Regions from separate parts of the Homo sapiens genome. Here region 1 is linked to region 2. Evidence: chromatin contacts called from ENCODE Hi-C or POLR2A ChIA-PET data. All regions are on one chromosome and are shown on one strand. Each heading gives the region's core, a stretch centred on a gene start or an enhancer-like site at or near the end of the contact. The rest is flanking DNA. Distances are from core to core; before and after follow the strand shown.

The links. Hi-C counts contacts between places; a loop is a spot of excess contacts on that map. ChIA-PET counts read pairs that join two places held with the same protein, here RNA polymerase II (POLR2A). Pooled maps may share reads with other maps.
Region 1: a loop to region 2 is called in a pooled map, with 1.9 times the contacts of the local background. The contact joins two enhancer-like sites. A Hi-C loop is called at or near these places in 1 of 50 pooled maps. POLR2A ChIA-PET finds 5 or more read pairs at or near these places in 2 of 52 experiments (H1 and WTC11).

What each region holds. Positions count from the first base shown.
Region 1 is chr11:74,781,781-74,787,276 of GRCh38, reverse strand. All of the region lies in intron 1 of RNF169 (ring finger protein 169), which reads right to left. Among named protein-coding and RNA genes, the nearest start is that of RNF169, 36 kb to the right of the region's middle. Within about 2 kb of position 3,581, at least 10 of the 41 ENCODE cell types and tissues checked have a DNase peak (open chromatin) inside an H3K27ac peak, as active enhancers do.
Region 2 is chr11:74,680,353-74,686,023 of GRCh38, reverse strand. It overlaps the pseudogene RN7SKP297. Among named protein-coding and RNA genes, the nearest start is that of MIR4696, 37 kb to the left of the region's middle. Within about 2 kb of position 2,551, at least 11 of the 41 ENCODE cell types and tissues checked have a DNase peak (open chromatin) inside an H3K27ac peak, as active enhancers do.

The DNA.
Region 1 (5,496 bases), core at 2,332-4,831, 100 kb before region 2:
CAATACTCTTCCCGGTGTATCAATTGTGTTGACTTTGTTTATAGTGGTTATTTTTATGTAGTTATATTAATCAAACTTTTCTTTTATGGCTTCTGCGTTTTTTATTATGTTTGGAAAGACTTTCCTTTAGGCCAAGATACAATAACAAATTCCATCATATTTTCTTCTGGTAGAATGCATAAGATTCTTCTCAGATCTGCTTTTTAAAAATTCTAAATCTTTATTTTTATTTGAGAAGCAACATAAGGAGCATAATCTTATTCAGGCTTATAAATAAGTATACTATCCAACACAAGAAACCAAAAATATTTTAGCAATAGCCTGGTAGAAATGGTAATTTTCACTTACTGTTGGAGAATTTGCTTTCTCCAAAATACTTCACTGATATTTAGTACAAAATGTTTCAAGAGCTTAACATTTTCATTTTTTACACAGTAAGCCTGATCCCCAACTTAGAAGGTTGAGAGCCTTGGATAAGTCAGTCTCAACTTCCTCTTCTGTAAAATCAGAATACCCATCATCACAGGTTATTATAAGGATCAGATGAGTGCAATATGAGTAAAAACACTTTGCAAACTATTTTAGCCAGTAGAGTGGCATGCAGCAGAATTTACTGAGTATAAAATTGTCTCTGGTACTGGTGGGACAGCATTCTTTAAATTGTGGTTTGGTTCAATTTACTTGCAGGTACAATCTATAAGAAACAAAGATAATCTCCAGGAGTGGTGGCTCATGCCTATAATTCCAGCAATTTGGGAGGCTAAGGTGAGAGGATCTCTTGAGGTCAAATGTTCGAGACCAGCCTGAGCAACACAGACAGACCTCATCTCTGCAAAAAACAAACAAACAAAAATTAAACAAAAAAACCCCCCAACAATTAGCAGGGCATGATGGTGCACACCTATAGTCCCAGCTACTCAGGAGGCTGTGGCAGAAGGACTGCTCGAGCCCAGGAGTTTGAGGCTGTACTGAGCCATGATTGTGCCTAGGCAACAGAGCAAGACTTCAACTCTTAAAAAAAAAAAAAAAAAAGAAACAGGCCAGGCACAGTGGCTCACGCCTGTAATCCCAGCACTTTGGGAGGCCAAGACAGGCAGATCACAAGGTCAGGAGATCAAGACCATCCTGGCTAACATGGTGAAACCCCGTCTCTCCTAAAAATACAAAAATTAGCCAGGTGTGGTGACAGGTGCCTGTAGTCCCAGCTACTTGGGAGGCTGAGACAGGAGAATGGTGTGAACCTGGGAGGCAGAGCTTGCAGTGAGCTGAGATCGTGCCACTGCACTCCAGCCTGGGGACAGAACAAGACTCTGTCTCAAAAAAAAAAAAAAAAAAGAAAAGAAAACAAAGATAATGTTCCAACTACTTTGATACATATATTACATGAAAAGTTAAATTCACTTTGGGATATTAAGAAATCTCAAAGTTCATATAAGACCAAGGAGGAACTCAGCATAATGACTGAAATCTTACTATGCCTCTGGCTTGTTTGACTGCAAAAGGTGATGTGCAGGGGTAGAGGTAGGGTACTAATTTACAGTCACCAAAATTAGTACTGATATTAATCAGTTTAGTTGGATTAAGATGAACAATGTTTAATGCTTTAAGGATCATTTTTTGCCCCAACAGGACTGTGCTATATTAAATGACACCGTGCCCAAAAGCTCAAAAATTACATAGAAAGTAAAGTACTTCTTGAATACTAAAACAGTTAAGCATAAAAGGTTGTGAATTGGTCCAAAGTGATATTAACTTAAACATTTAATCCTACGTTCTATCTTAGCTGTACCCTCTAAAAATGCTAAGAAGGAAAAAAAAAATCCTCACTTTTTTTTTGTGGGCTTGCAAAAAGAACGTAACATTAGGTTCAGATACCTGCTCTGTCAATTAAGCGAGAGTATTTAGAAATGTCAAAACTTGAATGATGGAGCCTTGGGAAATTTTATATATAATATATATAACATATATATATATCTCTAATATATATAACATATATATATCTAATATATATAACATATATATCTAACATATATAACATATATATAATATATATAACATATATATATCATATATATATATCATATATATATCATATATATATATCATATATATATATATAAAAATACATGTTGAAGCTTCTCTTTGCCTTAGTCTTCCTGTCTATCAAATGGGGATCAAAATACCGGCCAAGCTACCTCATAGGAATGCGGAAGAGCACAATTAAAAGTAACAGTAGTAGTAACCAATGAAGAATCCCCATAATAAATAAGTAAAAACAGCTAACGTTTAATGAAAAGCACACTCTATGCTAAATGTTGCATGCATGCATATGCACAAGTGCACACATGTACACGTACACATACACAGCAAAGAGTTGACACAGCAGGCCTGTCTATCCTTTTCTTTCTTTCTAACACATCAGTGGGAGAAGATGTCTATCCTTAAAAAGGCCTGCTTCCAAGGCTTGCCCTTGGCTGGTGCCTAGAAACTTGGATGTTAGGAGGGTTCCCACCCTCCTTAACTGATGAGTTGTTCACTGTACCTAAACTACAGAAACAATATAATTATGCCAAACATCTGCTTTCCTGCGGGGAATCTGAAATTCTAGCACATGCTAGGTAGAGGGTGCCTATGTGATCAGCTAATATAAACCCCAATCACTAAGTCTCTAACGAGTTTCCCTGGTTGAGAACATTTCATACGTTGTCACAACTCCTCGCTAGGGTATTAAGCACACCTTGTGTGCCTCCACTGAGAGAGGACTTCAGAAGCTTGTGATGGGTTTTCCCCAGACTTTGTCCCACACACCTTCTCCCTCTACTGATTTTGCTCGGTGTCTTTTCACTGTAATAAATCACAGCACAGAATACAACTACGTATTGAGTCCTTTAAGTCCCCCTAGCAAATCAGTGAACCTGTGGGTGGTCTTGGAGACCTCCCAACACACACATACAACACATGTCATGAACTGAAAATCTCTTTAGATCATAGTTTCAATCTCAGAAATGAAGGCAACACATCAGATAACTTCTAAAGTTAGTGATTCAGTAACAATACTTTGATTTCACTTTTATTTCCTACTCAATATGTTTCTCTAAATTTTTTAAATCTCCATTAAAGTATAATATTATAGGTAAAATGCTATTAGGATTTCAAACTTAATATTAAGAGTATGTATAACATCAAAATAATTTATTTGAAGCCTTGTGAAATGTGGTGTTTCAATCTACCTGGACTATTATGAGAAAGGAACCAGGAAAAGGCCAGAAAAATGAAGATCTCCCCCTTTTAAATCAAAGTCTCATAACATCTCTTAAAGATGAATGGAGAACATGTATGCATTCAACAGTATCAATTATGCCAAGACAGTTATTATGAACCTTTCAGTTTCCCAGATTTTTAATAAAGAACAATCACATACAATAAAACAATTGTTACTGCTGATGTGAGACTTTACTTTTCTTAATTTTCTCTTTACTTCCCTTTCCTTCCTGGGGTCACATGTCAGCTTCCTCCACCCGAAAAGAGGAAATTGTGGGTGAAATGAAAGCAATACTACCCCACCACAAAGCAGAGCAACAAGATGTCAAGTCAGAACCAGGAAAGGCAACATCATCTTCCTCAGTCCAGAGGAGTTAGTCACAAAGCTACCAATCCTTCTACCAGCTTTTACAGGGATTTTTAAGTGTTTAGTAGCACTGAAGCAATAACTCACCCTTCCTTCACCTCACAGAACAGAAATGCTGGAAACTACTTCAGGTGTCACTGAGATACTGAATATCTTAGCATTCATAAATGAATCTAATGGTTGAAGTACTTTCTTAATGCCTATCCTTTGACTATTACTATACTTAACAGGAAGAGCAACGCTCTAAGGATATGATGCCTTAAGAATGACATGCACCTGTGGCCAGTGACCTAAAATGAATCTTATGTGAATTACAGGAACAGCTATAGTTCCCTGAAGATCCTTCCTGAAAAAGGATTTTCTCTCAGCCAGAGTGATTGCTTATTAATAAAGGCAAAAAAAAAAACAAAACAAACTACAAGATAGGCATGTTGCTAATTGCATTAAACCATCAGGAATGAAGTGTCATTGCCAAAGCATCCACACTCAATGCAAAATTTAAAAAAGAACCTCACTCAACTGTGATGGGAAGATGCTATCCCAAAAACTCAAATCCAAAGGAAAGCATCCCTTGGTACCTGAGTATGCGTGAGTTTTTACCCCTGTACATTCATTTTCTATGAGTGCAGCAGAATGAAAAAGAATTTTGGACTTACTGAGTCCCAAGACCAAGACACTCATTTGAATAGTCCCACTTACTAGCTATTTGTCTTTGAACAAATTAAAAAAAAAAAAAAAAAACCTCTTTGCACATGAATTTCCTCATGTGTAACTTGGTAATAATACAACCATATATCAGAACTATAGACAAGATTAAATTAATGATGAATTCAAAAGCTTGTAAACTGCTGTTTGCCAAATTATTTAGCACTACACAAATATATAGTTATATATAATATAGTTATACTAATATGTTATAAAATGGTTAACTGAGGACTAATGTGTTTTCTTTAAATACACAGAGACAATTTTCTGTAATCAGAAGAGTTGATGCTATACCACTTATATTTCAACATGCCATAAGGGGCCATCCATATCAGTGGTCCCCAGCCTTTCTGGCACAAGGGACCAGTTTTCTGGAAGACAGTTTTTCCACTGACTGGTGTAGGGGTTGCGGGGGGAGCAGATGGTTGAGATGAAACTGTTCCACCTCAGATCATCAGGTATTAGCTTGTCATAGGACAGCACAGCCTACCTAGATCCCTTGCATGCACAGTTCACAATAGGGTTCATGCTCCTATGAGAATCTAATGCTGCCACTCATTTGCTGTGTGGCCGTGTTCCTAATAGGCCATGGACTGGTACCAGTCCGCAGCCCAGGGGTTGGGGACCCCGATCTATATGACGTGGATCTGCCTACCTCTTCATCTTCATACCACTTCATGCCCTGCCTATTTTACATTCCATCAACAACTATGATTCTTGCCCTAAACCATGCTATTTCTGCCTCTATGCCTCTGCCTGAAATGCCCTCACTTTCCACACTTAACTCTCCACCAGCCGCTTCATAGGAAGCTAAAAACAACTCATCCTTAAAACTCAGTTTAAATTTGTACAAAGCGTAAGATAATAAAACAAAGCCAAAAGATGAACTTGGAAAAAGTACTTGCCACACATATAATAAAAGGCTAATTTCCATCTCTACCACCACCAGTAGCATCATTACAGTGGTTGGCAGTTATGTAGCATGCCAGGCCCACTTCTATGCCCTGAATATTAACTAACTCAACTTCATAATGACTCTATGGGAAGGTGCTATGGTTATCCACATTTTACAGATGAGGAAACTGAGGTACACAGAGTTTCATTTGCTAAGGCTACCACTGCTGTAAGTGAAAGAGCTATGATTTAACACAAGCAATCTAGAT
Region 2 (5,671 bases), core at 1,302-3,801:
CCACTCAGCATAATCTCCCTTTTGAGTAACTCAGAATGTAATAATTTGGAACCCTAATTACATCTGCAAAATCTCTTCACCTTTGCCGTGTTCCAGCGGTCAGAAGCAAATCACAGGTCTTGTTCACACTCAAAAACTGGGGATAATACAGGGTGTGAACATTATGGGTGCCATACTAGGGTCTGTCTGCCACACTATTATTATCCAAATTGTACAGTTGAGGAAACTGAGGCAAAGAAGAGTTTAGTAATGCTACCCAAGATCATACTGCCAGTGAGTGAACGCGGAGTGTGGTTTCAAACCCATGCACTGTAGTTCAGAGCCTGCACTCCTTTTTTTTTTTTTCACCCATTTCCCCTTTCAAGAAGGAGCCTGCACTCTTATCTGTTACTCTGCACTGCCCAGACACTGCTCCAAATACTTTCCCTTCCTTATGTCCCCAAATTTCCTTGAAAATACAAGGAGGAAATGGAAGCTCAGAGAGGTTAAGGAACTTTTTCAAGGTCACACAGTACTGGAGTCAGGGCCACAAACTAGATTTATAAATCTCCAAGACCCAAGATCTTTAGAGCTTGTTTGGAGGTTCTAGTAGGGGAGCATAGCTCCTCATATACCCTTGACAGAGGGATGGTCCTCCTGTATCAGGAAGGTCATCCTCTTTGACCAAGCATGCAGCTTCAGGAGGGATGCACTGGAGTGGTGAGGGAGGAAGGGGACACCCGCCTAGCCAGCCAGACCGGCCAAATCAACCCTGTGATCATTGAGGTGACAGATGTCACAGCCAGATTGTCTTCACATCAAAAACCCAAGATCTTAACCAGTGTAGAAGGCAGTCAGTGCTTTAGCAGAGGACTAGAGAGTACGGAAGGAGTTCACAGGAGACAAAGAGCACCCCTACTGGGGCAGGGTGGGGCACAGTCATAGAGAAATAACAACATATAGCTATTTGAAAATGGGGGAGAGGGAGGGGAGAAAGTATATTTCCAAGGAGGGGACAGGTTAAGCAAAGTCAAAGCTGCAGGAAAGCACAGGTGTTTGGGATTGAACAGGGGTGGAGGGTAGTTTTGGGGGCACTGAGAAAGGAGACTGGAGATGTAGCCAGGTCCCAATTTGGAACACGAGGCTGAGGGGTCAGAGCTTTATTCTGAAGACAGTGGGGAGCCACACTCCAGTGACCCCACTCCTCTGCCCACAGGGAGCTCTCAAAGGGTGCTGAGCAGCAGCAGTCATGCACAAAAATGCCTTTAAGAGGGTGAATGCAGTGTGTGGAAGACAGGACTGTTTAGGGGTCTTCCTGCCTCTGATGGCATTTCCCACTCAAGGGCACCTGTGATTTTCCCATATCCCTAGGAGGAAGGGTTGATGTGAGGTCATGACCATTTTATGAGTGAGGAAACTGAGGCCCATTGGGAGACATGCGGGCCTGTGAGGGTAACAAGGCCCAGTGATGGGAACAAATGTCTCACTTCAGTCCTGGTGCTGGGAGTATGGGGACCAGCGATTATACTTTTCCTAGTTTATGGCTCATTCATCCTCATTCATGTAACAGAATCAGCATGAGGCTGTGGATTCCAAGGCCCCAAGCCCAAGGGTTCCGATTCAGCAGATGTGAGGTGGGGCCATCAACTGGCCTTTTTAAACAAGCACCCTGGTGACTCAGGGCCAGAGTATCCTTCAAGAAACCCTCAAGGGTGTAAGGATCCCAACCTCAGTGGGAGAACGCTGCCCATGATGCAGCCTTACCTGTGAGGGCCTCCTCCTGCCCCTTCCTCTGGGGGTGCCTCAGCCCAACTCAGGCCTCATCAAGTCACTGCCTCCAGCCTCAGCCCTTCAACCCCTCCTTTACACAGCAGCCCAAGTGAACTTTCCAAAAAGCAAAGCTGGCTTTCTCACGGCCCAGCTCAAACCCCTCCCGTGGCTCCCCGTCACACAGGTGGAAGTCGGCCTCCCCTGCCCGGGTTCCCGGGTCCAGCTCCAGAGAAGGCAACGCACCTGAGTTTTACTCCCCCGTTGCCTCTGCCTGGGCTGCCTTTTCCTGTGTACCGGGGGACCCCTCCTCAACCTCACCTAAGACGCAGCCCCCTGCCCCCAGAAAGGCTTTCTGTCCCTTGCCCCAGGACTAGAATACCTGCTGACCTTTTGTTTCTTATGTAAACCTCCCAGCAATACTCTAAGGGCTGGCTCCGGCTAGCGCTATTAATAATGGGGAAACGGAGGCTCAGAGCGTCAGTAACTTGCCCCAGGTTCCTCTGCTGTAAAAGGCGAGATTCGAACTCCAAACAGCTGCCCCTGGAGGGCTCCACTTCCCGCGGTTGCCAGCAGGGGTGCGCGGAGCCGCGGGGATCCGAGAGGCGGGGGCCGCGGTGGGGGCCGCGGTGGGGGCGCTGGAAGAACGGGGGCTTTGATTCCCATCTCCCGGCGCAGACCCAGACGCTAATTAAAATCGCCTGGGCCGCGGGGGCGGCGGGACGGGCACAAAGCCGGCTTTGACCGGGCGGCGGCGGCGCTGGCGGGCGCGGGGCCGCGTCGCACAGGGGCTGCTTGTGGCCGTGTTTGTTTTCGCTTGTAAAGCGCGGCCGCGAGCAGTGCCCGGGCGGCGTGGGGGTGCCCAGCCCGGGGAGGGCCCCTGAGGCCACGGCGCCCGCCCGGCCGCGCTCGCTACCCAGGGCCACCCTGGGCAAAGCCCTGCCCACTAGGGCCTCAGCTTCCCTTTCTCTCACAGGATGATAGCGGTGTCACTAGGAATGAACGCTTATTGGGCGCTTACTGTATTCCAGGGCCTGGACCGAGGCTTCTCCCACTTGGTTTTATGTCATCCTCCCGGCTCTATTAATATCCCCATTTTACAGATGAGGCCCAGGGAGGTTGAACACCTTGCCCAAGGTCTCACGGGTTTAAAGGAAAGAGCAAGGCCTAAAGTCCAGCAGAGGGAGAGCAGGGTTCGGGGCAGCTGGGTCACAGGAGGTGGGTGTATCGGGGAGAATGTTCCTGCTCAGAGCCCGCTCACTGCCTATCAAGCTGCGCTTTGAGAGTGAACTCCCATCGCCGGGGTACTGAAGCGGAGCCTTAGACTGAACCAGTGGGGGCCCTCTGAGCTTCCTTCCAGCTTGGGCCATTAGGGTCCCTCAGTGTGCGGGAGTGGCACTGCCCTGAAAGGAAAGCCTTTTCTGGGCTGCACTGGGCATTGGGGGTGGGGTCCGAGTATTGCCAGTGCTGGCAGAGGAGTAGGTCTCTGTGGATGGGTGGGAACCAAGAAAAGATAGGAGCTTCTTCCTTGGGAGCCCCCATGTTTGGAAGAATCTCCTGGCTTCTATAGTCATTGAATCACCAAATCTTAGTGGCCTTTGCACTTGCACCCACCCTGTGGTTCTGTCTTTCACTCACTTTTCACTGAGATTCCCACTCATCCTTCAGTTCTCAGCTCAGAGCAAGTTATACCCTCCCAGCACCCATCACTTCTTCATACCCATCACAGTGGTAATGGTGCACTCAAGGCATTGGCCCTTTCTGTCTGACTCAGAGCCCTGAGGACGAGACTGTATCAGCTTGCCCCCCTCTCAGCTACCAGGTCCCTCCCTTCATAAACAGGCCCAGGAAGGTGCACTGGGGAGTATTTCCTCTGGTGCCTCCAGATCAGAGCTCAGTCAAGGCCTGGCTGGAGGTCTTGGGATGAGAGTGGGCATGGTCAGAGAAATACAGAAGCCCGATGGGGGCCCAGGCTCACTGCCTAAGGAGGTGACTGATAAGGCGGCTGACAGTGTCCATCCAGTGACATGGCACCGATGGAGTGTCCTGTGGCTGGGGGTCCTGCCTCCCTTCTGAGACTGGTTCTCTGGTAGCCTCAGCTCTGTGCCTCTCTTCCTCCCTCGAGCTAGCCCCCCAGCCCCTATTTGCCCTGTGTCTGCAGATGGCTGGCTGGGAGGGCTTCGACCTGGATAGGAGTCCCCCACTGATCCCAGCCACCTGTGAGGAGGAGAACAAGGCGGGAGGGAGGATTTCTCTAAGGCTCTCCCCCTCCCTAAGACCTGGGAGCCAGAGCTTGGACAGAGACACTATTAACACAAACTCTGCAAACATGGCTTCTAAAAATAGCTCTGGCTGGCAAGGCCCACCTGGCACAGACTGCACCTTTGCGGCTGCTGGCCTGCTCCCCTTGGAGCATGGGCCATCAGTCTGTCAGCAGACATGTCACTCTGCCCTCTTCCCCCAGGGGACGGGGCAGCCACAGCCTTAGGTGGGATCCAGGGGAGAGACCCTCGTGAAGATGGGGCTTGTCCCAAACTGATGAGGGGGAGAGGGAGGATGTGCGATGTCAGGAGGAAGACAGTCTTGGCGATAAGGTGGATTGAGGAGACAGCACTGCCCACAGGGAACTCTCAAAATGGGTTGGGGGAAGGACACAAATGTATGAAAGAAGACCAAAGCAGCATTTAAACTCCTGCAAATGAAAGTGCCAAGACGAAGAAGGAAAGCCTGCGGGGAGGAGGGCAGGGCCAGGAGCGTGGTTCCATGATCATTATAGACCCAGATGGGGGTGGGCATATGGTCACCCCCACAGCAAATCCTCAGGACCTCAGAGCCAGGAAGGAACCCAAAAGCTCACCTTGTCCAACCCTTTTATTGGACACATGAGAAAACTAAGGCCCAAGTTGTTGAGCCTTGCCCCAGGTCCCTCCACACGGGTCTGCTGGCCTCATGCCATTTCCACCAGGCCTCTGGGCCTCCCTGTCTGCGGGCTGATGGAATGACCATAATTAATGTTTCTCAGAATGCTCCTTTTTCATTGTCAGTTTATTGAGAAAAGCTTTACTGAGCACCTACTGTGTGCCACACACTGGGTTCACAAAGCTGAACTGGACAGGCAGGCCCCTGCTTTCCAGGCTAATGGCAACACCCACTTGTGTGCACAGAGCTCTCCTGTGCATTCACATAAATTCACAGAATGGAACACAGTTTCCCAGCTTACAGCTGAGGAACCCGAGGCTCACGGAACTTTGTCATCAGCAAAGTTGGGGCCGGAGCCTCCCCATGTTGCCTCAGGAGGCCCCGGGTTGCCTCCGAGTCAGTGGGGACAGGCCTGTAGGAGGCTAGTCATGTGCTCCTGGAATGTCTCCTGTCCCGGATGCCACCATGGAGGAGAGCTGAGAGGGCGCTGGAGGCCCTGGGACCGGAAACGCGCAATTCCGCTGCAGTGCCTTGCTTTTGGTTGGGTTCGGTGGCGTACCCGGACACATTACATAGGTAGACCCTGCCCTCGCAGAGCTCATGGGGAAGCCCTGCTGCTCCCTATTGGGTAGCTTCTAGTAGTCCTCCCTAGCCCTCCTCATGAATTCATCAGACCACACACAAATGCCCACTCCTGGAGTGGGAAAATAAAGCAAGAGCGGTCGTCTTCCTCCCCGCCCTCACACAGGCTCCATCAGGGTCTCTGGAGGGGAGGGGCATAGTGGTCAGTAGATGTGAAGCCACCTGACCTCCCTCAAGGGCACCTGTCCGTGCTGGTCCCTCACAACAACCCCTGGGAAGTGCCCATCTGAGTTCTTTCTGTAGACACCCCAGGCTCACCCTCGGTGAGGACCTGTGTTCCTTTCTCCTCTTTTTCTGGCATCACGGTGAATTCTTCTCTGCAGTGGGTTCATTCAAGGTGGAGCCTGCACATCCACTCCAACTA